2 separate regions of the Homo sapiens genome follow, and region 2 is linked to region 1. Evidence: read pairs that join two places in POLR2A ChIA-PET (ENCODE). Cell type or tissue: OCI-LY7. All regions are shown on one strand. Each heading gives the region's core, and the rest is flanking DNA. Links, peaks and the distances in the headings are about the cores only. Region 1 overlaps SDE2 (spliceosome associated SDE2). Region 2 overlaps LINC01703 (long intergenic non-protein coding RNA 1703).

Region 1 (13,328 bases), core at 9,329-13,328:
CCAGCGAGACCATGAGCCCACCGGGAGGAACGAAGAACTCCAGATGCGCTGCCTTAAGAGCTCTAACACTCACCGCGAAGATCTGCAGCTTCACTCCTGAGCCAGCGAGACCACGAACCCATCAGAAGGAAGAAACTCCCAACACATCCAAACATCAGAAGGAACAAACTCCAGACGCACCACCTTAAGAGCTGTAACACTCACCTCCAGGGTCCGTGGCTTCATTCTTGAAGTCAGTGAGACCAAGAACCCACCAATTCCGGACCCACAACCTGGGTGACAGTGAGAATCCATCTCAAAACAAACAAATCAAATGGATAAACAAAATGGAGTCTATTCATACAATGGAATATTATTCAGCCTTAAAAAGAAAGGAAATTCTTGCCCGGCGCGGTGGCTCACACCTGTAATCCCAGCACTTTGGGAGGCCAAGGTGGGTGGATCACAAGTTCAGGAGTTTGAGACCAGCCTGGCCAACATGGTGAAACCCTGTCTCTACTAAAAATACAGAAATTAGGCCAGGCGCGGTGGCTCACGCCTGTAATACCAGCACTTTGGGAGGCCAAGGCAGGTGGATCATGAGGTCAGGAGTTCAAGATCAGCCTGGCCAAGATGATGAAACCCCATCTCTACTAAAAATATAAAAATTAGCTGGGTGTGGTAGCGCTCCTGTAGTCCCAGCTACTCTGGAGGCTGAGGCAGGAGAATCACTTGAACCCAGGGGGCAGAGGTTGCAGTGAGCTGAGATCCTGCCACTGCACTCCAGCCTGGGCAACAGAGTGAGACCCGTCTCAAAACAAAAGATACATCATTTGTTTCAACAACAAGATTTTAAAACCCACAGGAAAACAAAGCAGGGTGCAGTGGCTCATGCCTGTAATCCCAGCACTTTGGGAGGTGAAGGTGGGTAGATCGTTTGAGGCCAGGAGTTCAAGACCATCCTGGGAAACATATCAAGACTCCATCTCTACAAAAAATAAATAAATATTAGCCAGGTATGGTGGTGCACGTCTGTAGTCCCAGCTACTCAGGAGGCTGAGGCGGGAGGATCACTTGAGTCTAGGAGTTTGAGGCTGCAAGGAACTATGATGGCACCTCTGCATTCCAGCCTGGATGACAGAGCAAGACTCTGTCTCAAAAAAAATAAAAACCAATAGGCAAGGCCACTGCAAGTCCCCAAGCCCAGCATATGTCAGGGTGTGGGGTGCCTGGCCTCAGACCTCATGACCCTGCGGCTCTCATTCCAGTGGAGGCTGGCTCAGCGAGCTCCATTCTTTCCTGACTCCCAGGGGGGTTGTCTAATGGTAGAGGGCGACATTCCAGTCCCTGAGCATGGGAAGGCACCATGATGGGTGCTTTAGGGAAATCATCTGCAGCGTTCCAGAAACTACCGTATGAGGCAGGACCTGTGTCCCATAGATTACAAATAAGGGAGCTGAGGCTTGGAGAGACTGAATGGGCTGTGAGCCTCTGCTCTCTGTAGCTAGGTCCCAGTGGTCAGCCCATGCTGCTGTGCCCCGGGGTGGGCACAAGGTGGACTCTGATAGCAGGTGGGCTGAACACAAAGCTACCAGTCCACAGTGGGGAGAAGCTCTCATTTCCCAAGGGGTGGGAGGAGGCTCAGGAAAGGAGTCCCATCCAGAACCCCCCTGGGGCCAACAGAGGCAGAGGGGGAAACAGAGGTCCTGAGGACAGGGCTCTTTCTGGTTCCTTCTCTGGGGATAGGGCTGGGCCTGACCGGCTGAGAGCATGGTGCACTACAGGCATTGTCTGGAGAAGCTGGTCTCGGTAGGACTTTAGGACCACCCTTCAGAAGGGGAGCCCCACTGACGCCAGCTTGGACCAGAGCAGGGTCAGCGGCGAGGAGGCCACAGGCGGAACGGAAGCTCGTGGACTCAGAGTTGGAAGTCCTCGGCCTTGCCCCGGCTCTGCCCTCTCTGTGCTGCGTGCCCTTGGGCTGCTTATTTAATATTTGTCAGCCTCGGTTTCCTCACCTGTAAAATGGGGATGATAACAGTATCTACGTTGAAGGGTTGTAGTGTGAAGCAAATGAGATAAGGCATTTGAGCAGTGTTTTATTCAGACTGTGTGTTGGAGGAGGCTTGGGAGGGTCTGAGGGAGATTATGAGGGGAAGGCAGCAGCGAAACTTCCCCACCTAAGCCAGCCCTGGGCACTGCCTCTCAGTAGGAGAGGATTTATTTATCGCTCTGTGGCATGGAAATGCTATTTCCTCTTAAGAGCCTTCTCATTTGGTCTCCATGTTTTGCCTGGGTTGGGAGATAGCTTTTAAAACCCAGGGCTCAATTCACCTCCCCAGTGACCTCGCCTCACTCCACCAGATGGAATGCCACACCTCCATCCACTCCCCGGATGACTGCACTTCATTACTGTACGCTGTGTGTATACAACAACTGTAATCACATCATAGCCACCTGCTCTTGCTAGATTTGAGTTCTCTCGGTGAGGGAGGCATCCCGGGCTGGTACAGAGCAGAGCACAGAGCAGGTGCTCAGCAGGCACTTGTTGAATAAAATTGAACTAAATCATCATGATATACATATTCTAACAAAAAAGCCCTAACTTTTTTTTTTTTTTTACTATTATAAAAGTATATCTGGGCCAGGTGCAGTGGCTCACACCTGTAATCCCAGCACTTTGGGAGGCCGAGGCAGGTGGATCACCTGAGGTCAGGAGTTCGAGACCAGCCTGGCCAACATGGTGAAACCCCATCTCTACTAAAAATACAAAAATTAGCTGAGCCTGGTGGTGCATGCTTGTAATTCCAGCTACTTGGGAGGCTAAGGCAGAAGAATTGCTTGAACCTAGGAAGCAGAGGTTGCAGTGAGCTGAGACTGAGATCACACCACTGCACTCCAGCCTGGGTGACAGAGCGAGACTCCGTCTCAAAAAAAAAAAATGTGAACATAGAAAGCTTAGAATAACATAAAAGATTGGGAAGAAGGGAAAACAATCCACCTTTATATCCCCAAGGAAAATTTTGGGAAACATTAACCTGTATTTTCCTTCTTGTCATTTTTTCCTAGGCATAATCTTTGTTTTTGCATTAATGATTTTGCAATCTCTACAAAAATTTTATGTCCTTCCTCTTCTAACATGACAACAGGTGCAATATTTCATTCTTATATCTCAGAATCATTTTTCATCTTTTTTCCCACTTTACTCAGTTAAGAGCTATCCATTTTTCCAAAATCCATATTTCTGTATAGTGATATAAAAATTAATGCCTGCAAACTTTCAATTTTATCAGTGAATGCTTTTGTAAATAGAATCTTACATAGAACTCCAATATACAAAAATATAACAGTAATTATCTATCTATTTATCTATCCATATTTTTAATAGAGATGAGGTCTCACTACGTTGCCCAGACTGGTCTCGAACTTCCAGACTCAAAAGATCCTCCTGCCTCAGCCTCCCAAAGTGTCTAACAGTGATATTTTATTCAAATAAATATACTTTCTGAGTGTAAGGCTTGATGCTCACTTTGGTCATGTTGGTCAGTATGTGCCCTGAGGCTCTTCACATGAAGACAAAACTGGAGCCTGGAGCCGGGGAGGCCCACCTTACAGCCTCATCGTCCTGAGCAACCACAGAAACACAGCCCGTGAAATAGCGCTGCCACAGTACCGGGCCTGGCCTGAAGGATCTGTCAACTCCTCGGAAGCTGGGCGGACGAGTCCCCTCCCCACACCTTGCTGTGCCCACTCAGGACTTCCAGGCAGTTCTAGCAGCCCCACTAACTACACCCACGTGAATGGAGCTGGGGAGGAAGGGCACCTCCTGGACCCCGTCTGCCTGAACACCAACTAAGGATGACCTGGGGAGATGAACCTAGATCAAAAGCAGCCACTTTTTCTCTGAATTTCCAGGGTGTGGGCTGGGATTTTGTCCTCCTCTTCCCCTAGCCTTGTGTTTCTGTCTTTTCTAGATGCAGACTCTGGGCAGAGGCCTCTTTTGCCTGCCTGGTCTAAGAGCAGCTCAGGTTGGGTGTAATAACTGAGTTGAATCCTAATGTCAACACGTACATTTCCCACCAAGGAGAAATGCAGGGGCCAGTCACAAATAAATATGTCAGAGCTATACACAACACAGCTATATATACCCCCAGATTTATTTATTTATTTTATTTTTATTTTATTTTATTTTTGAGATGGAGTCTGGCTCTGTTGTCCAGGCTGGAGTGCAGTGGTGTGATCTCGGTTCACCACAACCTCTGCCTCCTGGGTTCAAGCAATTCTCATGCCTCAGCCTCCTGAGTAGCTGGGATTACAGGCACCCACCAGCATGCCTGGCTAATTTTTGTATTTTTAGTAGAGATGGAGTTTCGCCGTGTCGGCCGGGCTGGTCTCAAACTCCTGACCTCAGGCGATCCGCTCACCCCGGCCTCCTAAAGTGCTGGGATTACAGGCATGAGCCACCGCACCCGGCCCCAGATTTATTTTTGATAACACAAAAATAAAGACATGGTTGTATACACAGACACTGAAATTCCTCTAGCGGAAAACAACAGCAAATGATTAAAGATAACGTTGTTTGTTGAGGACAGAAGTAATAATGTTATGGGATATTCAGCAAGACTAAATGATTTATTCACCACCTGTACAGTGAAAACTGAAGCTAAATCTGAGAATTAAGGAATCAGAAAGAACAGGGCGCCGGGCGCGGTGGCTCACGTCCGTAATCCCAGGACTTTGGGAGGCCGAGGCAGGCGGATCACGAGGTCAGGAAATGGAGACCATCCTGGCTAACACGGTGAAACCCCGTCTCTACTAAAAATACAAAAAATTAGCCGGGCGTGGTGGCGGCGGGCGCCTGTGGTCCCAGCTACACGGGAAGCTGAGGCAGGAGAATGGCGTGAACCCCGGAGGCGGAACTTGCAGTGAGCCGAGATCCTGCCACTGCAATCCAGCCTGGGCGACAGAGCAAGATTCCGCCTCAAAAAAAAGAAAAAATAAATAAAAAAAGAACAGGGCCTAGTCCACCCCAGGCCAGCTGCACCTAATCATCAGTCTGCCACTTATGGTGTGTAGGGGAGTGTAGGGACGGGGAAAGGTGGGTCTCACAGGATTTGGCCATCCTGCTACCTGCTACCCCACTGCCAGGCAACACTGCCGCGCCACCTCCTCCCCACCTTCCCCAGCAGTCTCTCCCTGACGGCTTTGGCTGGCATTTGTTAGTGCACAGCGCCCTCTAGTGGTTACAGGAAGACTCTTCCTCAGAAATAGGTAACCTTTTTAATGGTTGGCTGGTGTTGAGCGACTCAACAGAATCCCTTTCTACAGAATTGCCACTCATGCACTCACTTCAGTTGCTCTCAGATTTTGGTAAAACAGTAAGTCCCAGTCATTTTCCTCAACCACCTTCAAAGACACCCATTTCTTTCTTTTTTTTTTTTTTGAGGAGGAGTCTCTCTCTGTCACCAGGCTGGAGTGCAGTGGCGCGTTCTCGGCTCACTGCAACCTCTGCCTCCCAGGTTCAAGTGATTCTCCTGCCTCAGCCTCCCGAGTAGCTGGGACTACAGGCGCCTGCCACCACGCCTGGCTAATTTTTTTGTATTTTTAGAAGAGACGGGGTTTCACCATGTTGGCCAGGCTGGTCTCAATCTCTTGACTTCGTGATCCACCCTCTTCAGCCTCCCAAAGTGCTGGGATTACAGGCGTGAGCCACCGCGCCCGGGCTAAAAGACACACATTTCTACAAGCAAATGTTTCAAAGCAGGTACATACACCCCAGTGGACATGTCATGTGGTCTGTTGAGAGATGATGAATTTATTTGGAATTCTGTTTGTTGTTTTATAAATATGTTAGTACACTGGATTCATTCAATAGATATTCATGGAGCACATTTTAGGTATCCGGCACTAATAAAACAGATCAACTCTCTGCCCTGGCAGAGCTTATTTTCTGAGGGGAGAGGGACATTTAACTAAAAAAAAAAAATATGATAAGGGGTAATAAGTACTATTAAAACAAAACAAAACAAAACAAAACCTGTCAGGACCTGGCACGGTGGCTCACGCTTGTAATCCCAGGACTTTGGGACGCCGAGGCGGGCGGATCACGAGGTCAGGAGTTCAAGACCAGCCTGACCAACACAGTGAAACCATGTCTCTACTAAAAATACAAAAATTAGCCAGGCGTGGTGGCACGCACCTGTAGTCTTAGCTACTCAGGAGGCTCAGGCAGGAGAATTGCTTGAAGCCAGGAGGCGGAGCTTGCAGTGAGCCGAGATCGCGCCACTGCACTCCAGCCTGGGCGACAGAGCAAGGCTCCATCTCAAAAAAATAAAACTGTCGGCCAGGCGCGGTGGGAGGCCGAGATGGGCAGATCACCTGAGGTCAGGAGTTTGAGACCAGCCTGGCCAACACAGCAAAACCCCGTCTCTACTAAAAATACAATCAATCAATCAATAGCTGGGCGTGGTAGCGCACACCTGTAGTCTCAATTACTTGGGAGGCTGAGGCAGAATTGCTTGAACTCCGGAGGCACAGATTGCAGTGAGCTGAGACGGCACCACTGCACTCCAGCCTGGGCGACACAGCGAGGCTGTCTCAAAAAAACAAAACAACCAACCAGTCAGGAAAGAAAGTGATGGGGGTGGGGGTTGCCATTTTAAACCGAGTGAAAGGTGAGAGAGTCTTCCCTGGGGACGTCTGGAAAAAGACTGTTCTGGAAGGAGGGACAGTCTGTGCCACGCCAGGGGAGCACAGTGTGTTTGGTTGGTTCAGGAAACAGCAAGGAGGCCCCGGGGGCTGTGGTGGAGTGAGGAGGAGTAGATGAGGTCAGAGAGGGGAGAGGCGTGCAGCCTGAGAGGGGATTGCTGGCCACTGCAAGTGCGTGGGCTTGTACTCCAAGGCCGATGGAGGGCTCTGACAGATGAGTGACATCATGTGGGGTGCACCCCCAAATGTTTTACTAATCAGACATGCACAATTAATGTTTGCAGGCTGGAGGGCTGCAGAATAAACTCCACAACAAGCCCACTGTTTCCTCACTGAGGCTCGCAGTTGGAAGAGGCAGCCTGTGAGCCGTCTTCGAAGTTAAGTACCAGCCTGGCAACACAGTGAGACCTTGTCTCTGCAAGTAATTTTTAAAAGATTAGCCGGGCAAGGTGGCACATGCCTGTGGTCCCAGCCCGAGCGGTGGAGGCTGCAGTGAACTGTGATTGTGCCACTACACTCCAGCATGAGTTACATAGCGAGACCTCATCTCAAAAAAAAAAAAAGCAGAACTTCAACAAGGAGAGATGGGACATACCAGGCTAATCGCCATTCCTACACTACCCCGTAATTGGACCAAAAGATCTACTTAGTAAACTGAGGGATCCAGCACTACGGTATGGTGCAATACCCAGTATCACACTCCTGTTTTCATTGAGCATTTGTCTACAACTCCTAATTCTTACTACTTTTTTGCAAGATGCTTTAAAGTATGTTTGTCACCCCCATGCAAATTTCAGCTATGCCTCACAGCTCAATTCATAAAATTAAACAGATACCGCAGTTTGCCAGATGAGGTCACCCAGCCCCACACCAGCAAGGCCAAGGTTAGGACTCACAGACCACAGCTCTCGCACTTGTTTCTGCACCTCTGCCAGCCTGGCATGTAAGGAGTCCCCACAGGAAAGACATCTGACTGGTCATAACGCTTTTATTTTACATATATTCCACTTATCACAAGGGTGGCTGAGGGAAGGGCAGAGCGTGCTAAAAGCCCCAAGTCCTCCCAGCCTCATGTGGCTTTGATTCAGCTCTGTACACGTGTGTTTGGATTAAGGTGGACAGTTCTGCTGTGCTCACTGCCTTGCCTTAAGATGTGTTCTAGAGGGGCACTGCCTAATACAGGAGCTCAAAGTCACACGGGGCTATTAAGCACCTGGAATGTAGCCACTGTGAATTGAAAAGTGCTGTAAGTATAAAATACACACCAGATTTCAGACTTAGCACAAAAATGTAAACTATCTCAATAATTTTCTATTATTGAAATATTTTGAATATTTTTGGGTTAAATAAAATATATTGCTAAAATTAATTTCACCTGCTTCTTTGTAATTTTTTTTTTTTTTTTTTTTTTTTTTTTTTGAGATGAGGTCTCACTCTGTCGCCCAGGCTGGAGTTGCAGTGACGCCTTCAAAGTTCACTGTATCATTGGCCGGGCGTGGTGGCTCATGCCTATAATCCCAGCACTCTGGGAGGCTGAGGCATGCAGATCACCTGAGGTCAGGAGTTCAATACCAGCCTGGCCAACATGGTGAAACTCTATCTCTACAAAAAAAATACAAAAATTAGCTGGGCGTTGTGGCACGTGCCTGTAAGTCCAGTTACTCAGGAGGCTGAGGCAGGAGAATCACTTGAACTCGAGAGGCGGAGGTTGCAGTGAGCCAAGATCATGCCACTGCACTCCAGCCTGGGCAGCAGAGTGAGATTCCATCTCAAAAAAAAAAAAAAAAAAATTTCACTGCAGCCTCCAACTCCTGGACTCAAGCAATCCTCCCACCTCAGCCTCCCAAGTAGCTGGAACTATAGGCACGCACAACCACACCTGGCTAATTCTTTGTACTTTTTAATGACTGAAAGAAAATGTAAAATTACATTATCTGGCTCATGTTACATTTCTATTGGACAATGGTGCTGTAGAGTATTCCAATAGCTTCCATTTACTGAGCAACTACAAATTTGCTAAGCACTGTGCTAGGAACCTTACATACTACTTTATTTAACCCTAACATCCCTAAAAGTAGATATGACCCCATTTAATAGCAGGAGCAGAAAACTGATGCTCAGAAAGGCTATGGAGCTTGTCTGAGGAAACACTATTAGAAAGGAGGAAAATCAGGATTTTAGACCCAGATCAGTAACCCTAAAACCCTTGCCCTAAGGCCCACCACACCACATGGCCTGTATTCCAGGGAAAACCGAAGTATGACCATGCACATTCTTTCCTTCAGCTCAGCAGTATTATGTGGGGGCCATCCTGAATCAATGACCTATGAATGGTTTGAGTGTAGGCTTACTTTATAGAGCATCATTAATTTAGTTTTTCTCAAAGGAAATCTCATGAAGGTGAATGCAAAGAAAAAGTAGTACCAAACATACCAGAGATGAGACTGGCACTGACTGAATCAGAGATCCCTCCCAGAAACAGGCCAATAGGCAGGTGACTTGCAGCAACAGTGTGGGTGGCACAGGGCCACCTGGAGTCCATAATATCTTTTCCTGTATTCTAGTTCAGGCACACAAATAAGGCCATAAAGTTTAAGTCAACATTTTTAAGATTTTGATCAGAACCAGCCTAGAATTAACACCTGGTGTTCCTAGACTTTCTCGGGGGGGGGTACTTTTCACCTTGAAAATCACTAACAGGTGCTGGCTCAAGATGGTAATCTGAGCATATTTGTTTAATTCCCTCTTGCAAACTCCCATTTGAACTGACAAAAGGAATATAATGAGGAAGCTTGCGGTACGAGTACTAGAAGAGGAAGGAGGAAGGTAGCTATCTCCAAAACAAAATGTGTGGGTGAGTGAAATGGACCCACAGCAAAAGCCCATTAACATCCCCACGCACAGATCAGCGAGGGCTGGAAGAACTACAGCCACCTAGGAAGAGAGGCTAGATGGTCAGTTTCTGCTCATCAGCAGCCTCCTTACTTTTAGCCTTTAATGCTACAAGAGAGGGGGCAATTAGAAAACTCTATAGTCTTTTCATTTTGCCAGTCAAGGTCTATTTGCCTGCAGGGAGCAGGGCAACAGCTGCTCACACTCCCATGCTAAATAAAGCAGGGCCCAGCTAGTGCTCTGGCAACCTGAAGAGGATAACCAGGCCAATTAGGAAAGGGGCACTGGCCCAGCCAGCTTCATGCTGCCACAAAAGAAAGAAATTCTTTGGGCATGGCTGCCTGAGTCTCTCAAAGATGAACCCTGATCTTGTAAAGTAAACCTTCACTATGCTGGGCGCGGTGGCTCAGGCCTGTAATCCCTGCACTTTAGGAGGCCAAGGTGGGCGGATCCCCAGGTCAGGAAATCGAGACCATCCTGACTAATACAGTGAAACCCCGTCTCTACTAAAAATACAAAAAAATTAGCCGGGTGTGGTGGCACGTGCCTGTAGTCCCAGCTACTTGGGAGGCTGAGGCAGGATAATGGCGTGAACCCGGGAGGTGGAACTTGCAGTGAGCCAAGATGGCGCCACTGCACTCCAGCCTGGGCGACAGAGCAAGACTCCATCTAAAAATAAAATAAAATAAAAAAATTTTAAAAAGTAAACCTTCACTAAATCTAAATGTTTCCCTTCTCCCTTTGGGTGTGCTTTTTAAGATCTGAACAGGCACCCACATAATTTGAAGAAAACTGTTTCCAACTACCCAAGCTAGAAAAATAATCCTCCCTAAGCAACAGAACATACTGTGGCAGCCACGAAAATACGCCTCTCAGATCTCCTGCTGTGGGGAGCATCACTCAGTGATGCTCTGGGGCCACCGGGTTCACACTCAGGCCACACTTTCTGGGGACTCTTTATAGCCAACGTGCACAGTACAGGTACTAAGGCAGGCCCATTCTGGCAAGATGCCAACTCCTCCAAAAGGCAACTTTGGCTTGAAGACTCTCCATCAACTTAGCTATATTACAGAAATCATCTGAAGAACAGAGAGAAGCGTTTGGTGGAAAAAAAAAAAAAAAAAGACAGAGACTCGGAGACTGAGACCGAAGCTTAGTATATTTATAACTGAAGTCCCAGGAAAGAGAAAACATGGGTCAGGAAAAAGATCTGAGGAAATAATGGCTGACACTTTCCTATATTTGATTAAATGGCATAAATTTAGAGAGCCAAGAAATTCATCAAACTCCCAAGATAAATACATAGAAAACCACACCTGAAAGCTGCCAAAGAGAAAGACGCATTCTATAAAGGGAAAAACTATTTGAATACCCACTGATTTGTCATCAGAAACAATGAAGGCCAGAAGACAGTGGAACAAGATCTGTAAAGAGATTCTTTTTATTTTTTGAGACAGGGTCTCACTCTGTCACCCAGGCTGGGGTGCAGTGGCATGATCTTGGCTCATTGCAACCTCCGCCTCCTGGGTTCAAGCAATTCTCATGCCTAAGCCTCTCAAGTAGCTGGGATTACAGGCACGCACTGCCACACCTGGCTCATTTTTTTGTATTTTTAGTAGAGACAGCATTTCATCATGAAGGCCAGACTGGTCTTGAACTCCTGACCTCAAATGATCTGCCCGCCTCAGCCTCCCAAAGTGCTGGGATTACAGGCCTGAGCCACTGCACCTAGCGAAGAGATTCTTTTTAAAAAAGAGAAAACTGGCCAGGCACGGTGGTAATCCCAGCACTTTGGGAGGCCGAGGTGGGTGGTTCACAAGGTCAGGAGTTGAGACCAGCCTGACCAACATGGAGAAACCCCATCTCTACTAAAAATACAAAATGAGCCAGGTGTGGTGGCACATGTCTGTAATCCCAGTTACTTGGGAGGCTGAGGTAGGAGAATTGCTTGAACCCAGGAGATGGTGGATGCAGTGAGCCGAGATTGTGTCATTGCACTCCAGCCTGGGCAATGAGAGCGAAACTCCATCTCAAAAAAAAAAAAAAAAAGGGAAAAAGAAAAAGAAAACTAATTTGTTGCCAGGAGACACAAAAAATGCTATAGAAAGTTCTTCCGTCTTAAGGGAAAGGCTATTAGATCTTTAAGAAGAAATGAAGAATATTAGAAATGGTAAATATGTGAATAAATACAAAAGATTTTATTTTTTCCTCTTAATTTCTTTAAAATACATATCATTATTTAAAGCAGAAATTGTAACTTATGACAGGACTTACAATATTTAAATATGTAGATTTAATATGTATGACAACTACAGCATAAAAGACAGGTATGATAAATGGATGTACATACTTACAAGATTTCTACATTTTATGTGAAGTGGCACATCAACTCTAGGTAGACTGAAAAATTAAGAATGTATATTGTAATCACTAGAACATCCAACTTAAAAAAATTATTAAAACAGTATAGCTAAAGAGCCAATAAATTAAAATACAATTATAAAATAATCTTATCTAAACAGGAAACATGTAAATTAGAAACCTATTAATAATTACATTTAATGTTAAACTTATTAAAAGATACAGAGAGAACAGATAAAAATGCAAGTCTCAAGTATATGTTGTTTAAAGAAACTACTTTAAATAGGCACAGAAGCACAAAGTAAATTAATAGAAAGAGGTATACTGTGCAAACACTAAGCTTAAGAAGGCTGCAGTGGCTATATTCACATAAGATAAAGTAGATTTCAAACCCAAATTACCAGAGACAGAGGGAAATTTCATAATGATAAAATGGTCAATACATTAGGAAGACATAAGTTATTAGAGCTTCATACAAAAACTGGTAGAATTTAAGAAATAGACAATTCCACAATCATAATTGAAGATTTTAACATCCTTTCTCAGCACCTGATAGAAATAAACAAAAGGATCAGTAAAGACATAGAAGATCTGAACAATACTATCAACCACTTAATCTCATCGATATTACAAAACATATTAACCCAACAATTCAAATTACATATTGTTTTTCTTAGAGACATGGTCTCACTATACATTGCCCAGGCTGGTCTCGAAATGATCCTCCCACCTCAGCCTCTCAAATTACAGATTACAGCTGTAATCTCAGCATGTAATCTCATGCTGGATTACAGGCATGAGCCACCACACCTGGCCTAAAATACGCATTCTTTTAAACTGTGTATGGTACACTCACCATGACAGACAACATATTGGGTCATAAAACGAGTCTCAATAAAACTAAGAGGATTGAAATCATAAAGAGGATATTTTCTGACCTCAATGGAATTAAAGTAGAAATCAGCAACAAGAAGATATTAAGAGGAAAAAAAACAAATGTTTGCTGATCAGACAACCCACTTCTGATAATCCATGGGTCAAAGAAGAACTGAGGGAGGAAATTAGAAAATAATCAGAGGCTGGGCATGGTGGCTCACACCTGTAATCCCAGCACTTTGGGAGGCCAAAGTGGGTGGATCACCTGAGGTCAGGAGTTCGAGACCAGCCTGGCCAATGTGGTGAAACCCCATCTCTACTAAAAATACAAAAATCAGCCAGGTATGGTGGCTGGAGCCTGTAATCCCAGCTACTGAGGAGGCTGAGGCAGGAGAATCGCTTGAACCCAGGAGGCAGAGGTTGCAGTGAGCTGAGATCGTACCATTGCACTCTAGCCTGGGCAACAAAAGCGAAATTCCATCTCAAAAAGAAAAAAAAAAGAAAATTAGAACTGA
Region 2 (15,222 bases), core at 4,639-8,638, 110 kb after region 1:
GGGCTCCAGCTGTCCACTCTCTGTTGTGCAGGAGCCATCTGTAAACCAAGTCTGGATTTTTTTCCTCCTCAGTCAACTGACACAGGAACTTTTTTTTTTTTTGAGACGGAGTCTTGCTCTGTCGCCCAGGCTGGAGTACAATGGCGTGATCTCGGGCTCACTGCAACCTAAGCCTCCTGAGTTCAAGTGAGTCTCATGCCTCAGCCTCCCGAGCAGATGGGATTACAGGCCACAACGGGCTAATTTTTGTATTTTTAGTAGAGACGGGGTTTCACCATGTTGCCCAGGCTGATCTCAAACTCCTCATCTCAGGTGATCCGCCCACCTCGGCCTCCCAAAGTGCTGGAATTACAGGCATGAACCACGGTGCCCGGCTGACACAAGGAACTTTCTATGAGGTCCTAGGAATGAAGGAAAACAGGCAATAAGGCAAGAATCGCTGTCGAAGGAGTCTGCGCCACCTGCTCGCACAGCTCACTTGTGCCTTCTGAGCCTGCTGGAGCCCAGTGTACATATGCCGTCTCCGCGTGATTAGAGATTGCTGCTGCACGTGCCCAATCCCGTGGCGGGGTGAGTAAGACAACATGCAGTGCACATGCGGCCGCTTCACGACCCATAACTAGGTGTTCTGTTTCTACCAGGGACCAGAAGCAAGCCAGAAGAACAGTTATCTGTGAAACAGGCTGTGCATCTGTTCCCAAACCCTAGAGGCCTGTGCTGTGATTCTCTTACTGGTGCTTCCCAGGGCCTCCATATAGCATCCCCATTGCCACAGACACTCGGATATTGTTGGGTCTGTGGATGATAAGGGCCAAAAGAAAGAGCAGCTTGCACTGCACCCTGAACTTGCTACAGAGCCTTCTCTAGTCCTCACTCAGATTTATTTATTTATTTTTTAAATTAAATTTAATTTTTTTTGTTGTTGTTGAGACGGAGTCTCGCTCTGTCACCCAGGCTGGAGTGCAGTGGCGCGATCTCGGCTCACTGCAAGATCCGCCTCCCGGGTTCATACCATTCTCCTGCCTCAGCCTCCCGGGTAGCTGGGACTACAGGCGCCCACCACCGCGCCCGGCTAATTTTTTCTATTTTTAGTAGAGACGGGGTTTCACCGTGGTCTCGATATCCTGACCTCGTGATCCACTCTCCTCGGCCTCCCAAAGTGCTGGGATTACAGGCATGAGCCACCACTCCTGGCCTCAGATTTATTTACTTAAGGTATTTCTTTAAATTGACTCACTATTTTTTACCTAAATAAATTCAGCCTCATCCTAAGCAATGATATCTCCGGTGAGGTGGTTATATTTTTTCTTACATAGGTGATAAGTAAAATAAATACTTCAGATTTAAAATTGGGTGGGTGCAGTAGCTCATGCCTGTAATCCCAACACTTTGGGAGGCCGAGGTGGGTGCCTGTAGTCTCAGCTACTCGGGAGGCTGAAGCAGGAGAATCACTTGAACCCGAGTGAGCCGGAGATCGTGCCATTGCACTCCAGCCTGGGTGACAGAGCAAGACTCTGTCTCAAAAAAAAAAAAAAAAAGAAATAGAATAAAATAAATAAAAGGCAATAAGCCGGGCACCATGGCTCATGGCTGTAATTCCAACACTTTGGGAAGCTAAGGCAGGCAGATCTCTTGAGGTCAGGAGTTCGAGAACAGCCTGGCTAACATGGTGAAACCCTGCCTCTACTAAAAATACGAAATTAGCTGGGTGTGGTGGTGTGCGCCTGTGATCCCAGCAACTGGGGAGGCTGACGCAGAGAATCACTTGAGCCTGGGAGGTGGAGGTTGCAATAAGCTGAGATTGTGCCACTGCACTCCAGCCTGGGCAACAGAGTGAGACTCCATCTCAAAAAATAAATAAAATATAATAAAAATAAAAGGCAATAAATGTCTGCTTATCAATTGCTCATAGGAGGTTTGCTTTTAGAACCCATGCCCCAGGCTACGGGAAAGCCACGCGTCCATACAGAAAGGCCGTGTGTAGGTGTTTTAGCCACAAGACCAACTAAAGTCCCAGCCAACAACCTGCAATGACCAAACAGGTCACTGAGAGAGCCCTCAGATGATCTCAGCACCCAGGCTTTGAGATGCTTGAGCTGATACTGAGCAGGGCAGAGATAAGGTGTCTCCATCAAATGTTACAAAAATAGTAGATCTGTGAGCAAAATAAATGTGGTCAACATTTTTTCTTTTTTAATTTTTTAAAATCACAACCCTGCTCACCTATGTTGTCAATATTTAACACTAACAATTTTGAGATGTTTTATTATGCAGCAATAGACCACTGGTACAGGAGCCCTCTTCTCTCCCTAGATTCTCTCTTCTTGGCCTTACTGCTTGTCCCCACTTCTCTGTCCCCAGAAGCACTCGGCATAATCTCTTCAATGACACCAGCTCTGAGAAAACTAAAGCCAAAAGCCAAAAAATAAAATGTAGTAAGCTGCTAGTTATGCCTCAAAATATCTTCTCCCCTCCTTCCTAATAATTGAGGTTTTGTTTGTTTGTTTGTTTTTGAGACGGAGGCGCACTTTGTCACCCAGGCTGGAGTGCAGTGGTGCGATCTCAGCTCACTGCAACCTCTGCGTCCCGGGTTCAAGCGATTCAAGTGATTCTCCTGCCTTAGCCTCCCGAGTAGCTGGGATTACAGGTGCCCGCCACCATGCCTGGCTAATTTTTGTATTTTTTCTATTTTTAGTAGAGACGGGGTTTCACCATGTTGGTCAGGCTGGTGTTGAACTCCTGACCTTGTGATCCACCCGCCTCAGCCTCCCAAAGTGCTGGGATTACAGGCGTGAGCCACTGCGCCTGGCCACATACTTGACTTTTAAATAAGCACACATTACTCTAGAGAGAGAGCGCATTTCTAACTAGATGTATCTATATGATGCATCCATATGATGCAATTCCAGACAATGGAATGTAAGTGTGAGTGATGTGTGTCATTTCCAAGCCTTGGCCATAAAATATGAAGCACATGCTTTTCTAAATTCTTTACCTTTTCCATAGGCTGGAACACAAACGGGGTGGTGTTCCAGCTGCAACCATGCAGATGAAGACTATACCCTAGGAGATGGAGGAACAACAGACAAGAAAGAAACCTGGGTTCCTGAATAACCACGTGGAGCCAAGCAGCTTACTTATCTCAAGCCACTGTTGCCCACCTCCAGATTGGTTCGTGAGATAGAAATAAGCTTCTATCCTTTTTGCATGACTGCATTTTGGGGTCTGTGTTATAGCAGCTTAATCTCTATCTGAATTATATTGGATTTAAGTGTCTGAAGCCCAATGACTTAACCTTTCCTGAGGCAAAGGCACAGAAGAGCCTATTTTCCAAAAATGGGAAAACGAAGACATAGGAAGGAAAAACCCAACAAATGGTCAGGAAATTATACTGCTATAGGCTCTTCTCGGATGAGTGTCTAGTCCTAATGAGGGGGCTGTGGGAATTCAAAGACGGAGAAACTGCCTTCAGATAGAGCTAGTAGGGAAGACCCCTGCAGACAGTGACATTAAATTGAAGGTAGAATTTGGATAGATGGACATGGGGAGGGCAATTCAAACAAAGGGAACTTGAGCAACAGGGTGGAGGTAGAAAGGTGCCAGATCTTTTGGGAGATGCAGAAGTGATATCACACAGTTTAAAGCCAGAGTTAAATATAAACCGATACTTAGAAGCTTAAATTCAACATGGCAAATTCACAGGTTTAGTTTCCTAAAAGATTTTTCATGTTTTTATTACAGAACTGTCTGCAAACAAATCTTTACTTGATGAGAAGTTTAAATATAATTAAATCTAGAATATTACATGAATATTTTATTGCTTTATTAAGTCCTTCAAACAACACATTTATTTATTTATTTATTTATTTATTTATTTATTATTTTTTTTGAGACAGAGTCTCACTCTGTTGCCTAGGCTGGAGTACAGTGGCACGATCTCAGCTCACTGCATCCTCCACCTCCCAGGTTCAAGCGATTCTCCTGCCTCAGCCTCCTAAGTGGCTGGGATTACAGGAGTCCACCACCACACCCAGCTAATTTTCAAACAACACAGTTTTTAGAGGTATAATTAACCTCTTTAGAATATTACCTCACAACAGAATAAACAAATCAAAAACTTCAGATATTCTTTCTAAAGACCCCCTTAGTCAGTAATATCTATAATCACATGACAATGAGTGACACCATGTGATAGTGGCCCGAAGGCTCAATGATGCTGGCCATGCAACTCACTTACTTACCCTCCTCTGGCAACAGATTTTCTTTTCTTTTCTTGTTTTTTCTTTCTTTCTTTTTTTTTTTTTTTTGAGATGGAGTCTCGCTCTGTCATCCACGCTGGAGTGCAGTGGCACGATCTCAGCTCACTGCAACCTCTGCCTCCTGGGTTAAAGCGATTTTCCTGCTTCAGCTTCCTGGGTAGCTAGAACTACAGGTGCCCGCCACCACGCCAGACTAATGTTCGTATTTTTAGTAGAGACAGGGTTTTACCGTGTTGGCCAGGCTGGTCTCAAACTCCTGAGCTCAGGTGATCTGCCCACCTCAGCCTCCCAAAGTGCTGGGATTAAAGGCATGAGCCACCATGCCCGGCCTGGCAACAGATCTTCTACCCACAAGGAAGGGCATGTCCTCCAGGGCTGGATCCTTGAGGGACTCGTTCCCCAGGCCACAGTGACGGGCCAGAGATGGGCATGTGATCCCAGCAGGACCATTCAGAATTCTCCCTTAGAATTGATGCACAGAGGTAGGAAGAGAGGTTTTTCGGATTACTTCACTCCTTGGACTATTAAGCGGGGGTTGCCTCATGGAGGAACAGAGCCTGCTGGCAAAGATGAGCAGCAACAAAAGACGGACAGAGACTTAACTGTGTGGAGTCCCCTTTCAGGGTCCCTGCAGCTCTTCCTCCAACCCAAAGACCTAGTCCGAGGATCCTCTCCCATTACCAAGCCAGTAAATTTCCCTTTGAGTGGGATTTCTGTCACTTACAACCAACAGGCCTAACACAAGAGTGAACTGTAAGGGAGACCTCTAAGGCCAGCCACTTAATGCCATATCTCATCAAGATGCCCTTGATTGTAAAACATACCATCATTTTATGTACCATGAGGAAAGGGGAAAATGCTGTAAGTAAGCTATGACAAGCCACTGATTATGAGATGCATCCCAGTTTCAGAAGCATGAAAATATGGGAAAAATGTGCTTCCTAGGCCTGATGAAATATTGCAGCTGTGTGCCCTTGGGTGAGTTACTTAATCTCTATGTTCCTTGGTGTCCTCGTCTTTAAAGTGAGGATGACAATGCCCACCTGACAGGATTGTTGTGAGGATTTAGCCTATCTACACACAAATGTTCTTAGTAACATTATTCATAATAGCCAAAAATTGGAAACAAGGCTGGGCACAGTGGCTCATGTCTGTAATCCCAGCACTTTGGAAGGCCAAAGTGGGCAGATCCCTTGAGCCCAGGAGTTCAAGACCAGCCTGAGCAACATGGGAAAACCACCATCTCTACAAAAAATATAAAAAAGTCAGCCAGGCATGGTGGCACATGCCTGTAGTCCCAGCTACTTAGGAGGCTAAGGCAGGAGGATCACGTGAGTCCCGGAGGTTGAGGCTGCGTTGAGCCATGATCACATCACTGCACTCCAGCCTGGGCAATAGAATGAGATCCTGTCTCAAAAAAAAAAAGGAAACAACCTAACTGTCCATCAACTGGCGAATGGATAGAGAGAATGTGGTACATCCACACAATGAAATACTACTGAGCAATGATAAAGAACAAACTACTGATACATGCTATGCCATGGATAAGTCTTGCAAATGCTACGTGGAGAGAGAAGCCAGACCCAAAACAATGCATACTGTATGCTTCCATGTATTTATTTATTTATTTTATTTAGTGGGTTTTTTTTTCTTTTTTTGTGACAGAGTCTTGCTCTGTCACCCAGGCTGGAGTGCAGTGGTACAATCTCAGCTCAGTGCAACCTCTGCCTCCCGGGTTCAAGTGATTCTCCTACCTCAGACTCCTGAGTAGCTGGGATTACAAGCACGCGCCACCATGCCTGGCTAATTTTTTTGTATTTTTAGTAGAGATGGGGTTTCAACATGTTGCCCAGGCTGGTCTGGAACTCCTGACCTCAAGTGACCCACCCACCTCGGGCTCCCAAAGTGCTAGGAATACAGGTGTGAGCCACCGTGCCTGGCCTGTTATGATTCCATTTTATGAAATGTCCAGAAAAGACAAATTTAGAGACAGAAAATAGATTATGGAGCTGGGCACTGCAGCTCACACCTCTAATCTCAGGACTTTGGGAGGGTGAGGTGGGAGGATTGCTTGAGGCCAGGAGTTCAAGACCAGCCTGGGCAACATAGTGAGACCCCATCTCTGCAAAAAAGAAACTAGATTAAAGGTTGCCTGGAGAAGGGGGAGAATGGGGATTAACAGTAAATGGGACTGCAGTCTTTTATTGGAGTCATGGAAATGTTCTAAAATGGATTTATGGTGAGGGTTACACAACTTGGTAAATTTACTAACAATTCACTGAATTGTACACTTGAAATGAGTAAGTTATACAATATGTAAGATATACATCAATAGTGGTATTAAAAATAGATGTACAATGCCTAGATGAGCTGCTTAATATGGTGTGTGCTTAAGAAATCGTGACTCACTTCAGAGCTGCTCTGGCTTAGATTCCTAAATCCATAAAACTTCCCTTTCCTGGTCTCCTGAACGGGTGAGTTTTCTTTCCTTTTACATCCTGCACCAGGACCTCTGTGGAGGGTATCAAGAAGAAGCCCTGCTTCTAGAAATTATTAGTCAGTTAAGCTGTCAGGATCTTACAAGGAGACAGCAGAAGAGAGCGCCTCTGTCTACAGGGAGCAGAGGTAGGGGATTTCAGAAGGCTGGGAAACCTCGCCCTTCAGTTCATCCTCCACCCACCACCACCATCACACACACAAACTAGGAGCCTATTGACCTACCGCTTCCCAGATCTGTCCTGGGGTCAGGAAAAGGCCGCAGAATCATAAAGAAATGAAGCTGATTTCACTTCCTGGATCACCAGTTTTGTTCCCTCAGCACGACTCCCTGAGAGTCTTCTCTCCAGCCTAACCATGCACTTTTCCAAGCGTCGAGATGCTTAGAAACTTCCAAAAATACTTGACCACAGTGCCAGAAAGACATTTCTAATAAAACTTGCCAGCAAAGGGCTGGGAAGACCCCAAGTGTCTCTTGTCAGGGAAGCTTTATAGACTTAGCTCCTGGGAGCCAGCTGGGCCCTGGCTTGCTAGACCACCCTGCAAGGGCTTGGCCTCTCTCCCCAGCCCCTGCCAGGCCTGCTGGAAGTAGTGGCTGGAAAGAAATGGGGGCTTTGGGGTCAGGGAGCCTGTGTTCCAACTCCGGCTCCCCTTGCACTGGCTGTGTGGCTTTAGGCATGTGACTGAACCCCAAGAGCCACAGTTCATTCAGCAATAAAATGAGAGCTTCTGTCACCACTGCCTCTCCAGAGGCTGCTGTCGATTAATGGAATGTCATGGGTGATTGCATCGGGAATGGGGGGCGTCCAGTAAAGGCAGCTTCCTGCCCTAGGCTTCTTCCTGGTGCCCACTGGAACTGCAATTGGACCTGGCTGCCTCCGATTTACCGAGGCTCCATTTTATTTATTTATTTTTAAACTTATTTTAAAAGTAGAGATGGAGGCGGGTCTCCCTATGTTGCCCAGTCTGGTCTTGAACTCTTGGCCTCAAGCTATCCTCCTGCCTTGGCCTCCCAGGTGCTGACATTTTAGGTGTAAGCTACCGTTCCAGGCTGAATTTACTTTCTTTGAGACTGTGGCAGATGCGCTTGAAGCCAGCAGCAAAAGCAATGCCCATGGAGTGGTTTGGGCTGAAACTGTTCAGCCATTCATAGCTCAGCACCGTCTTGGTCTTCCATTACCAGTGGAAGGGTCCAGGGCTCCTGAGAGGCAGCTTGGCCCCATGCAATGGCTTCCTCCACTTCCACAATCCCCTCACCTGGCAGGGAGATAGTGAGCAAGCAAGAAGGGGATTAGCCTCCTGCCTGGGCAGGACCGTGGGGCACAAGGCAAGCTCCAGGCAGGGTTCTTCAGGACAGAGAGGGCAGCACAAACACCAGGCCCTGGCTTGAATATGTGTTTCACCACTTGCTGGCCAGCAACCCTGGGCAGTTCTCTTAACCTCTCCAAGTCTCAGTTATTTGGTCTGTAAAATGGGTATGATTACACCTGTCTCCCAGGGCTGCTGGGGAATGACAGTGTGTAAAGCCTAAGCACAGTGCTAGGTGCATCCCTGGCACCTGCCATAGTTAAGGGTGGGGGGCAGGGCTGGTGGGAAAACAGGATGGGGGAGAGAAAGAGAAGCAGAAGAGGAAAATGCTGGGGAAGGAGAATGCCCTGGGTTTTACAGGGTTCTGCAGTTTAGGGTCATTCTTCTACCCTCTCCCACCTTTGCTCAGGGCTTGGGCACATGCTCTTCCTTCTCCTCCTGTACACTCCTGCCCGCTATCCAGCAAGGCCTCTCCACCCTGAGGAAGCATCAGTTTAAAAACCACCTCTTCAGCTGGGCCTGATGGTGCATACCTGTTAGTCCCAGCTACTCAGGAGGCTGATGTGGGAGGATCACTTGAGCCCAGGAATTGGAGGCTGCAGTGAGCCGTGATCATGCCACTGCACTCCAGCCTGAGCAACAGAAGGAGACCCCATCTCTAAAAAACCACAAGAAAAACAAAACCCCACCTCCTTGAAGAGATCTTCCCTAGCAACCCCCACTCACCTCTAGAATAGATCCCTTCCACCCTGTTTTTCCTTCAGTGTGAGATTTCTAGATTTATTTGTCTGATTATTTGCCCCCAAGACCATCAGCTCCAGGAGGGCAAGGACTGTGTTCACTTTGCTCACTTCTGTATACAGCACCCAGCATCATGCCTGGCACAGAGTTTGGGAAGGGGACGATGATGATCCCTTGTCTGCACCTCAGAGAGGCAGCAGGGACTGTGGGCAGGGACCTCCAGGCCATAAGGAGCTGGAGGGAGTCCTAGAGGGTGGAGGGAGCGAAAGCAGGCCAGAGAGGCAAAGGGGCAGGAGACATGTGAGGGCATTCTAGGTGTGGGGAATGGCTTATGCCACTGTCCAGGTGCATGAACCTATCAGGGAGTTGGGGAAGACAAAACTCTTGGTAGTGGCTGTAGCAGAGCAATGGTGAAGGAGCCAGTCTGCCGCAGCCACTCTTCAGGACTTTGCTTTCCTGGGGCCAGGTTGCAAACAACCTTGAAGCTTGACCAGGGTATGTGGACCTTATCCTAATTTTTATGGGTTTTGTTTGTTTGTTTAATCAGAGACAGGGTCTCTCTATGTTGCCCTGTTTAGTTTCCAACTCCTAGACTCAAGAGTCCTCCTGCCTCAGCTCCCCAAAGTGCTGGGATTACAGGCATGAGCAGCCTGGCCTATTGGAGGTGGTGTGTGTTTGTTTGTTTGTTTGAGACAGAGTCTAGCTCTGTCGTCCAGGCTGGAGTGCAATGGCACCCTCTCAGCTCACTGCAACCTCTGCCTCCTGGGTTCAAGCAATTCTCCTGCCTCAGCCTCCTGAGTAGCTGGGACTACAGGTGCACACCACCACGCCCAGCTAATTTTTGTATTTTTAGTGGAGATGAGGTTTCATCATGTTGGCCAGGCTGGTCTTGAGCTCCTGACCTCAAGTGATCCGCTCGCCCCCGCCGCGGCCTCCCAAAGTGCTGGGATTACAGGTATGAGCCACTTTGCTTGGCCCCTATCCTAGGTTTTTAAGTAGGGAAGTAACATGATCAAGCTTGTCTTGCTCAGAGCTCCCCTCGGAGGAAAGGCTGGAGGAGGTGACTGAAGCTGTTGCCTTGAGGACCCAGTCTGGTCTCCAGCCTCAGTGCTTCAAGGACAGGGTCCTTGCTGTATAGAGCTACTGGTGATTCAGACACAATCCACCTTGTGTTGCCTGCGGCTGACCTCCACTGGCAGGTGCCCTCTCCCTCTACAGTGGAGGTGTATGCGCTCAGGCAATGCAGGCTCAGCCCAGCTGTGGTCCCCCTGGAGGCAGTGAGCCCTTTGAGAGGTCTGAGCCAGGGGTGGTGGTTCACACCTGTCATCCCAGCAGTTTGGAAGGCTGAGGCTGGAGGATTGCTTGAGGCCAGAAGTTTGAGACCAGCCTAGGGAACATAGCAAACCTATCTCTACAAAAAAAAAAAAAAAAAAAATTAGTCAGATGTGGTGGTGTGTTCCTGTAGTCCTACCTACTCAGGAGGCGGAGGTGGGAGGATTACTTGAGCCCAGGAGTCCGAGGCTGCAGTAAGCTAAGGTTGCATCATTGCACTCCAGCCTGGGCAACACAGCAAGACCCTGTCTCTAAGTAAATAAATAAATACATTTTTTTAAATTAAAAAAAAAAGAGAGGGAAATCCAAGCCAAATCCTCCAGGGGTCAAAGTCCTGCTGTCCTCCCCTGCTCTGCTCAACCCCAGCCTACCTCTGTGTGGGGTGGGGGTGTCGGGGGAACCCATGCCGCTGAGCAAGGAGCTCCCTCAGCTGGTCTATTAGTCAGGTGAGGCTAGGTTCTACCGCAGTAAATCAGCCCCAAACTTCAATGACTTCACACAACAAAGTATATTTCTCAATCATGTTATACGCTCAGTGCAGTGGAGAAAAGAGGATGGAAGGGCAGGGCTCTGTTCCACCTAGGGTCTCAGGGATCCAGGTTGCTAGAAGAGCCACCATCTAGACAATCACCAGTCACCATGGCATGGGAAGAGAGGGCATGGAGAACTTACACCTTTTGATCCAGTAGTGACACATGTAAACCAAAAAGTGACTGAGGCAGGTCTCAATTGATTAGAAGCTTATTTAACCATGATTGAGGATGCAAAAAAACCAACAAAACAAAAACAAGTCACAGAAGCATCTACAACCTGTGATTTTTCCAAGGAAGGTTTCAGGAACTTCAGTATTTGAAGGGGAAAGAGCAAGCAGAAGAGGAAAAAAAAAAAAAAAAAAACGGGGTAAGGGGGCTGGGCGTGGTGGCTCACGCCTGTAATCCCAGCACTTTGGGAGATCCAGGCAGGTGGAGCACCTGAGGCAAGGAGTTCGAGACCAGCCTGGCCAACATGGTGCAAACCTGTCTCTACTACAAATACAAAAATTAGCCAGGCATGGTGATGCATGCCTGTAATCCCAGCTATTTGTGAGGCTGAGGCATGAGAATCACTTGAACCCAGGAGGTGGAGGTTGCAGTAAGCCGAGATCGCTCCACTGCGCTCCTAGAAGGGTAGACAATGAGGCAAATGGATACAATCTTAGGTTCCTATTAGCCTTAGTGAATGTACCTTTTACATGTGAAACAGAGGACCAAGTCAATTATGCAAAGTCTTGGGGTAGGAGGAGGGATGATTTCTAGTCTTGTCCTTATCCTGTCCCTGTGAAGATAAGCTGATAATTGACATTGTCAGGGTGAAGTTTAACAGAACTTGATTTTAGAACTAGCTTATAGGGGAATGTGTATTCTGAAAGGTTTAGGGGCCCACAGGGAATTTCCTTGTGAACAATTTGGGAAATATGTAGCCTTCTATTGTTGTGGGAACCTGGCTTACGAATGAGGCTATGACACAGGATTGTGAAACTACCGCTATCTGTTTGGGAACAAAAGGAAGGCAGTTTTTCTGTGACTCAGTTCCCAAACTTAACTTTCCCTTTGGCATAGTGAGTTTGGGGTCCCAAGACTCTGTTTGCTTTCACATATAGGTCACACTTCCGATTATAGCCAATTGGCCAGCACTAGCCCACTGGCCAGCAGCCAGGGTTCTGGAAAGGTAGAAGAGCCCACGGGTACTCAGTGGGCAGTGACTGTCTGTTCAGCCAAGTGCAAGCCAGGTTGGAGAGCAGGTTGGCTCCTGCCTGGACATAGGAAGATGGATGACAAAGGATGCCCAGAAAGGTGTGGGCTCCTTCCCAGTTACCTCCAGCCTCCATCTGCTCTCTGATTCCTAGAGCACAGCTCAGAGAACATCAGTTCCACTTTCCCCCAGCTTACCCAAAATATAGCCCCTACCCATTCTGGCCTCAGCACAACGCTGCCTGATTTCTCTCCACTCTTTCTCCCCTCCCCTCCCCCTGCCCTCCCCATCTCCCCATACCTCCCAGCTCCAACCACACGAGGCTCCCCCTGCTCTGTAATATATACTTTATTTCCTTTACCCCTCCGGGAATGTTCTACCCCTCTCTGCTCACTAGAATCCCACCCATTCTTCCAAATCTAGCTCACTTATCACCTGGTCCATGAAGATTCTTCCCACAGAATATCCTCTGCTTCCTCTCACCTCACAGTCTCCTACAGATGAAATGCCCAGCCCACAGCTCCCCACTGAAGGGGCAGCCCCAGGCAGACCATGTGATCCCATTCCCTATCCCAGCCACAGTGAGGTGGATCCACACGGCCACTCTGTTGCCTGGGCAGTGGCCTATGAGGTGGGGCCTGGTGGGAAGGATGAGATGAGCTAGGTCTATCAAACTCTCTTTAGATAACTTTTTTTTTCTGGAGATAGGGTTTTGCTGTATCACCCAAGTTGGAGTGCTGTAGTGCAGTCAGGGCTCACTGCAGCCTTGAACTCCTGGGCTCAGGCAATCCTACCACTTCAGCCTCCAAAGAAGCTGGAACTATAGGCATGTGCTACCATGCCTGGCTAATTTTTTTAACTTTTTATAGAGACGGCGGGATCTTGCTTATGTTGCCCAGGCTGGTCTGGAACTCCTGGCCTCAAGCAACCTTCCCACCCCAGACTCCCAAAGTGCTGGGATTACAAGTGTAAGCCACTGTGCCAGCCAGCCAGTGTTTTCTTGCTGTGTCCTCAAAGAGAGAAAGGAACTAGTGAGCTCTCTGGGCCTTTCTTATAAGGTCACTAATCCCAGTCATGAGGACTTCACCCTCATCTCATCACTTCTCAAAGGGCCCACCTCATAATACCATCATTTGGGGATTAATCACCTCCTTTGAGAATGAAAGTTAAAAAAAAATTGGGGGTTAAAATTTCCACATACAAGCCAGTCATGGTGGCTCATGCCTATAACCCCAGCACTTTGGGAGGTGAGGTGGGAGGATTGCTTAAGCCCAGGGGTTCCAGACCAGCCTGGGCAACACAGGGAAACCCCATCTCTATAAAAAGTTTTAAAACTAGCCAGCTGTGGTGGCATGCCTGCAGTCCCAGCTACTTGTGAGGCTGAGGTGGGAGGATCACTTGAGTCTGAGAGGTTGAGGCTACAATAAGCCATGACCACATCACTGCACTCCAGCTTGGGTGACAGAGTGAAACCCCATCTCAAAGGAAAAAAAAATTTTTTCAACATATGGATTTGTAGGGGTGGCACAAACATTTAGACCATAGCACATCCAACTCTGTAATTCCTACCTCTGGGCTTTTTATGTAAGAGACAGACACACATAACTGGATTCAAGTTGACTTCATTTCACATAAGCAGTGTCTTCTTAAAGAACAACTTGTCAAATACAATTTTCATTCACTGACTTCCACACTGAGGGAGGATACTGGGTCCTAAACAATGTTTTCCTAAAATATTCTGTGCAAACCAGATTTTAACCAATGTAGTCATTGTTCTCCACTGACTTACTTTATGAATATTAATGATGACTTTTATATTCAGCGTTCACTTCGTGGTGACACCTAGCTAGTGTTTAGTTTTTCAAAAATTTCACTCCTTGGACCATTGGGTAATAACCAGCAAACAACAGGTAAGAGTCCCAAACTGCTGCTTGAAAGAGAAAAATCCCTTTGGAAGACCACGGTAATAACTACTACTAATGTGTGGGGGTTTTGTTTGTTTTTTGTTTTTGTTTTTGTTTTTGTTTTCAGAGGGAGTCTCGCTCTGTCGCCCAGGCTAGAGTGCAGTGGCACCATTTCGGCTCATTGCAACCTCCACCTCCCGGGTTCAAGCGACCCCAGACTCCCGAGTGGCTGCGATTACAAGCACCCGCCACCGCGCCCGGCTGCACTCTAGCCTGGGCAACAGTGCAAGAGTCCGTCTCAAAAAAAAAAAAAAAAGAGTAATAGACTGTATTTCCCGAAGTATATTCATGGCCTTGGATGTTGTTAACAAGCATTAAGATTTTAAAAGGGCCCGAGGTCAAACCATTTAGGAAGAATGCCTAATTCCCACAGTTAAGGCTCGGTGGGTGGGCGCATGCGCACAGGATCCTCGCCGTCAGGCACCTGCGGAACACACTTGGAAATCGCTTTTTCCGGAGGCCCAATTTCATTTCATTATACACCACACCACACTGTGCTGGGCTGTGGAGGAAGAACGGGAAGCAGTTTTGGTCCAGTCCTCCAGGACCTAGTTTTAGGAAGAGGGTGGCAAGGCAAAAAAAAAAAAGAAAAAAAGAAAAAAGAAAGCACAAATCCAATTACAGTTATGAGTTTATGACAAAGTTTCTATAAATGACGGACCGCATACAGACAGGGCCCCATAAGATTATGATGGAGCTGAAAAATTCCTATGGCCTAGTGATGTCATAGCCTTCTTAAGTCTTAGCGCAACCAATGCATTACTCACGTGTTTATGGTGACGCTGGTGTAAACAAACCTACTGCACTGCCAGTCATATAAAAGTATAGCAGAGGGGTCCCCAACCCGTGGATCAGTACTGGTCCATGGTCTGTTAGGAACCGGGCGGCACAGCAGGAGTTGAGCGGCGGGCCAGCCCCCAAAGAAAGCTTCATCAGTACTTACAGCCACTCCCCAACACTGGTTTTGCTGCCTGAGCTCCGCCTCCTGTCAGATCAGCAGAAGCATTAGATTTTCCTAGAATCGGAAACCTATTGTGAACTGCATATGCCAGGGATCTAGGTTGTGCACTCCTAATGAGAATCTAATGCCTCATCTGTCACTGTCTCCCATCACCCCCAGATGGGATGTCTAGTTGCAGGAAAACAAGCTCAGGGCTCCCACTGATTCTACATTATGGTGAATTGTATAATTACTTCATTATATATTACAATATAATAATAATAGAAATAAAGTGCACAACAAATGTAATGCACTTGAATCATCCTGAAACCATCCCTCCCCCTTACCCCAGTCTGTGGAAAAACTGTCTTCCACGAAACCAGAACCTGCTGTCAAAAAGGTTGGAGACCTCTGGTACAGCACATATAATTATGTACAGTACATAATACTT

The links. Peaks named below come from ENCODE experiments on the same cell type or tissue, not always from the same donor. Only the 100,000 strongest peaks of a DNase experiment are listed, where the experiment ranks them.
Region 2: POLR2A ChIA-PET joins it to region 1 with 5 read pairs; 20 of 35 experiments call an interaction of 5 or more read pairs at or near these places.

The regions. Positions count from the first base shown.
Region 1 is chr1:225,970,951-225,984,278 of GRCh38, forward strand. SDE2 (spliceosome associated SDE2) reads right to left here. Exons shown (of 7, transcript NM_152608.4): 7 at 11,752-13,328. Among named protein-coding and RNA genes, the nearest start is that of SDE2, 22 kb to the right of the region's middle. In OCI-LY7, for the core only: no CTCF peak of the experiment used is centred there; a DNase peak (open chromatin) is centred at 10,954.
Region 2 is chr1:226,086,484-226,101,705 of GRCh38, forward strand. LINC01703 (long intergenic non-protein coding RNA 1703) reads left to right here. Exons shown (of 4, transcript NR_146920.1): 2 at 313-570; 3 at 3,007-3,171; 4 at 3,742-3,806. Among named protein-coding and RNA genes, the nearest start is that of LINC01703, 11 kb to the left of the region's middle. In OCI-LY7, for the core only: no CTCF peak of the experiment used is centred there; no DNase peak of the experiment used is centred there.